Linked DNA regions of Homo sapiens: region 2 is linked to region 1. Evidence: chromatin contacts called from ENCODE Hi-C data. All regions are on one chromosome and are shown on one strand. Each heading gives the region's core, a stretch centred on a gene start or an enhancer-like site at or near the end of the contact. The rest is flanking DNA. Distances are from core to core; before and after follow the strand shown.

Region 1 (2,756 bases), core at 98-2,597:
AGTGTGTCTCCAAGCTTTTATAACAACCCACTGAACAAACATGAGAAGTAGCTGAGCTGGGCTTGGGCCCTGGTCTGTGTATTCTAAAGCCCAGGTGCTTGGTCACTGTCTGCCGTGTGCTCATTCCAGTCAGTTACTACAGGAAACATCTGTTTACAGGATTGTGTCTGCTGGAGATAACTTAGGGAGAAGGGAGGAGGCCACTGGAATTGGTGTGGTATCAAAGAAAGCGCTGCATTGTTGCTAGATGGGCTGCAGTTTTGGTCTCAGTCTGCATAAACCTTGCCGGGCCTCAGTTTTCCTAGCCGTCAAATGAGGGTAATAATAATACCTATGTTCTAGGGTTGCTGTGAGGTTCAAGGGAGCAAATGCCTCTCACGGTGCCTGGCATATAGAGGGTCTAATGAGTGGACACTAGCATTAGCATGCGTGGGCTCTGCCTCCTCAGCCTTCTTCGCTCTTCCTGACTCCTCTGGAGCCATGCGTGGTCCCTTGCACCCCACTCCATCCCTACAGTGTTCATGCCTCTCTCTGTCCCCACAGGTGCCTGGTGGCAGCCCTCAAGCTTCTCTGCATTATAATTATTTCAACAGCCACCAGAAGGAGCCACACATCTCCAGGCTTGATAGGCAATATCTTCCAGGAAGAATCATGAAGATACAATTCCAATGCCACGAATGCTTCTAGCCACTGGATGAAACCCAAATCTCTGTAATGTTGCCTCCCATGTTTACGTGACTAGGAATTCGTGATATCTCTGAATCCCCAACAAGCCTGCAATTTCCAGATGTAAACTATCCTTAAATTATAGTTTTCCCCAACCAAGTATGTGGCAGGCATACCTGTTCCTCTCTAGTGTTTATGAAAACAAGATGTGAAGACTTGTCTTCACAGAAAAGCTTTGCATCCTCAAAAATTTCTTTCTCAACTGAAAAATAGTAGCATTTGTCTGTGAAGTTCTTCCAGTGAGGCGGGCAGCCTAGGAATGCAAAAGTGGAAAACATTGATTAAAAGATCACAGAAAGCACTCTGCCTTTCTTCAGCTGTGTTTCAGAGGCCAAAACTGTGGTCCCGCTGGGAGCAGCCTGAGCGTCCCTGCACGAGGCCCACAGCTGACGTTCACGGACGTGCTCGCAGCAAGCATGACCCAAAGTGGACTGCAGAGCACAAGCCAAAACCACATAATCTGGAAAAGATCTTTGACTGGGTCTTTGTTCTTCTGTGTCTGGATCCGTCTTCACAATGACAGAAATAACAGAAGCAACAACAAGAAGCAGGGCAGGCACAGATGTTCAGCGTCAGTCTGGAATCATACGGAACCCAGGAACACTTGGATGTGAGAACCCAGCACCAAAACTGGGCTCACGGATCAACAAAAATAACCCGGGCCTCACCGACCAAAATCAAGTAGAATAGCGGTTGGGTCAAAGGAGAGAAAAATAGGCTTGGTTGCTAACCAAACATTCGAGTTTTGCCAAAGGTTTAATTATCAAAAGACTAGAAGGCACCGTAACATCTAACACCTTTCTCAAAAAGAAATTAAATGTAGTCATCAATAGCAGAGGGTTCCATCCACATGTTGATGGAGCTAACCGAGGGAGCCCATCTATCTCCAGAGTGAGGATGTAAAACGAGGGAAGAGCGCTCAGGGCGGCCAGCAGGCTTCCCTGAAGGAAATGTTTTGCATTGTGTTTGTCTTCTGAGGGCTGGCTCCTATAAATAAACAAGTGCAAGAGCCAGGTGCAGTGGCTCCCACCTGGAATCCCAGCACTTTGCAAGACTGAGGCAGGAGGGTTGCTTGAGGCCAGGAGTTCAAGACCAGCCTGGGCAACATAGCAAGACCCTGTCTCTACAAAAAGGAAAATAAAAAATTAGCCAGGTGTGGTGGCATACCCCTGTGGTCCCAGCTACGCAGGAGTCTGAGTGGGAAGATCACCTAAGCCCAGGAGGTCAAAGCTGCAGTGAGCTATGTTTGCACTACTTCACTTCGTCATTCCAGCCTGGGTGACAGAGTGAGACCCTGTCCCATACATACACACATAATACATAAAACAAATGAGCACTAGAGAACCCAATGGCGTTTAGAGAGAAACACATGCCTGGTATGGAGGCCTGTTCTGGCAGCAGGGCTCCTGTGCCAGCCCCTATGATGCCTTTGCTGTTAAATAATATGCAGCGGGGGACAAGACGTGGTGGCTCACACCTGTAATCCCAGCACTTTGGGAGACTAAGGTAGGTGGATCACTTGAGGCCAGGAGTTTGAGACCAGCCTGGCCAACACGGTGAAACCCCCTCTCTACTAAAAATACAAAAATTAGCTGGCTGTGGGGGCACACGCTTGTAGTCCCAGCTACCTGGGAGGCTAAGGCAGGAGAATCACTTGAACCCGGGATGTGGAGGTTGCAGTGAGCCGAGATCACGCCACTGCACTCCAGCCTGGGCAACAGAGTGAGACCCTGTCTCAAAACAAAAACAAAAACAAAAATAACATGGGTGGGGCCACACACTGGGGGTTGGCTCAGTCTCAAGCACATGCACTGCCCTGTCCCCCTGGCTGGAGGGAGGGCTTGGACTTACCATTGTCCTCCGGTGCTGGGGTTGGCTCATTCTGCAGGGCCAGGGGCACCACCGCTCCTGATGGGCCAGGAGGGCCGGGGGGGCCCTTGGGGCCTGGCATGCCTGGTACCCCAGGCAAGCCTGGCAGTCCCCGAGGTCCAGGCACCCCAGGCTCCCCAACGGTGCCCTGAAGTCCCTGG
Region 2 (2,756 bases), core at 111-2,610, 120 kb after region 1:
ACTGACACAATAGTTAAGTGTATCAAGCACAACCCAGGCAGGGTATGAAATCAGACCACGTCAGCCCTCAGGTGGTAGGACAAAGCACGTGGTGGGAGGCTGGCTGGTTTAAGAGGGTCTTGCAGTACCTTCTATGGAGCATTTTACTACTTTTCTGAATTGATCTTAGGCAAAGAATGGAGAAAAACATTTGACTTCCACCTTTATCCTGTCTCACAGAGGTAGGCATGACAGCATTAAAACCCAACAGGCACACTGTAGCTACTATGCCCAGTCTGAGTTCTCAATGAAGACCAAAAATAGTTCTTGGTGCTATGCTGTCTCTAGTTCCACAACCTTCATACAAAACACAAACCCCTCGCTGGTTTAAGAGTGCCAGAAAGCACTGGGGAGTTAGGGCCAATCATGTGCCGTGAGCAACTTGTACTCATAAACCAGGCCCACACAGATGAGACGCTTTACACAAGGAGGGAAAGGCCGCCCAGAAACATCCTCTGGAGAAATACTCAGTTGGCCGGGCTCTGCCTCCAGTGCCGGAACAGCAGGATGACTTCTGCGTTACCGACGATCTGTTCACCACACTTCACTAGAGCCTTCCCACACCTCCGCTTAGGAAGGTCACAAACCCATTTGGGTTAAATGCTCTTGCAGCTTACTGGAAACCCACTGGCAGCTGATGTTGTGTTTTGAGAATAAACGATGTAACCTGTAAGATTTCCAGAAGGCGTATTTTCTTCTCCAACAAAGAGCAGCCCGCTGACTGAGCTGTGGACCGCAAGCAGTGGCAGCCCCTTGGCTGCTCGCTATTTTGAGTCTGGAGAGATTGTTCACGAGGAGCACAGGCTGTTTGGCAACATCAGAGCTCTACCCAGAAAGCAAAAACAAAATCCGGGTGGTAAGGAAGAGCCAGGCAGGAATGCCTATATACCTGAGGACCCTGAGCCCCGTACTCTGTCTCCTTGGTGAAGTGCCAGCCCTCCCACTTCTCGGCTCGCAGGTCTTAAAGACAGTATTTTACTGCTTTTCCGCAGCATTTTCACGGCATTTTGTTAGGATGGTGGTTTGTTCACATTCCCGAGGGTTTTCTCTTGGCAAGGATCAGTGCAGCCAGGTAACTGCTCTTCCTCTTAATTAATCTTAATTAGATTACATGTAACAGCATGGCTGCACAGTGAGGCCTGCCGATCTGCTGACAAGGAGCAGCTTACCCTGTGAACGAACAGGCCTGACTGGGATTATGGACGCGAGCCGTGTAAATGGGAACGGAGCCCCCTAAGCCAACAGTCCTCGGCCTGCTGACACAGCTGCACAGAGTACCCAGGCACTGCAGCGCCGAAGGAGATTCAGTTACAGTGAAGAAATCATAACAAAGACAGGAAACAGATCAGCACACTCTGGATTTAACACCCTCCCTGGGGAGCTCTGCTGATTTCTAGGCTGCAGATGTTTTTAACCCTGCCTTGAAGAATGTCCATGTCACATGCTGGAGCTGATGAAGGCAAGTACAGTATTGAAGCAAAGCACACATATCCCAAAAGTGGACCCAAATCATGTTGATTAGAGCTTCCCCCATCTCTGCGAAAAGAGGACACAACTGTTAAAATCTGTAAACGATCTTTTGGTGGAGTTTGATGAGCAGTTGCGAAATGGATGCCCACAAAGCCTGGTGTTTATTTACTTAAAATGAGGTGTAAATGAAGCTCACTAGACTCTTCCATGAAGGGCTTCCTAGTCCCAAGAGTTGCAAAATGTCTCAGCTGTTTCCGACTTTTTGCTCTTTGCAGCACTCTATACCAAGCGGAGTAGAATGAAAACAAGCCTCCTTCATTGCGCATTTTTCAAAGTGACTGCCAACAAAAGCTGGATCCTTGACTGTTTAGTGCTTACGATTGAGGAGACGGCGTATCTTACTGGCAGGATATAGGTAGTTTTCCAACAGTTACAGTAAGTTTGCAGAATTGGAAATTTATATAAGTTCTTCTGAGTTACATAAACATGTCTATGACTGCACAAAGATGTGGTTCGCCAGAAGCACTGCATTTTCTTTGTGGCAAAGGGACTGGCCATACCCTGCCAGAAAAGTTCAGGCAAGAGGAGGACTCTAATGTTAGATAAACCTCAAGTCCAAAAGTTGGAAAAAGAGAAAAACGTTCAGCTCACTTGTGATCTGATTTTGTCCCATTTGCAGTTCTTTTACTGTTTTCCATGAGTATTTTTAAGAATGCTCACAGAGGACCTCATCAGGGACCGGAAACTCTAGCACTCATTTCCTAACATACCCTTGGAGCATCTCACTAAGGACATATTTTTGCTTCTCATGTTAAGAAAGCAAAAGGATCATTTTAACTGCTACTGAATTTAATCCTGTGTTTGAACAGACACAGATCTCTGGTAATTCAGAGCAACTGTCTTTTCCCCAGCTGAGCTTGCTGACTTACCCAGACAACTGAGAACACACGTGGGTGGGCTGAGGAGGGGAGAGGAGAAGTGCACCTGAACGATCCAGGTTGGCCCTCTCCTCTAGCCACAGGCATTGGCAAACTGCTGTTCCTGGTTGTCCAGACCCGTTTTCTGAAGGCAGCCTTCGCTTCTGTGAATCGGTGGCAGCTCAAGACCTAGGAGCTGAGGACCCCCTGATGGGGTAGCTTCTCCCACTACTGGACAGACCACCTGTTCAAAAGCCCCTTGTTATTTTGGACCTCTTCATCTAAACTGTCGTCTTCCAGACCTTAGGATCACAGATTCTGTCTCTATAT

What was found. A loop is a pair of places that touch in the nucleus more often than their neighbours do. Pooled maps may share reads with other maps.
Region 2: a loop to region 1 is called in a map of heart left ventricle, with 3 times the contacts of the local background. The contact joins two enhancer-like sites. A Hi-C loop is called at or near these places in 7 of 168 maps with a recorded cell type or tissue (CD14-positive monocyte, Right ventricle myocardium inferior, cardiac septum and 2 more) and 11 of 50 pooled maps.

What each region holds. Positions count from the first base shown.
Region 1 is chr18:332,165-334,920 of GRCh38, forward strand. COLEC12 (collectin subfamily member 12) reads right to left here. Exons shown (of 10, transcript NM_130386.3): 6 at 2,578-2,756; 7 at 843-979. Among named protein-coding and RNA genes, the nearest start is that of THOC1, 65 kb to the left of the region's middle. Within about 2 kb of position 1,348, at least 9 of the 41 ENCODE cell types and tissues checked have a DNase peak (open chromatin) inside an H3K27ac peak, as active enhancers do; they include sigmoid colon, where a contact is called at or near this core.
Region 2 is chr18:455,976-458,731 of GRCh38, forward strand. The region is part of intron 2 of COLEC12 (collectin subfamily member 12); the gene reads right to left. Among named protein-coding and RNA genes, the nearest start is that of COLEC12, 43 kb to the right of the region's middle. Within about 2 kb of position 1,361, at least 19 of the 41 ENCODE cell types and tissues checked have a DNase peak (open chromatin) inside an H3K27ac peak, as active enhancers do; they include sigmoid colon, where a contact is called at or near this core.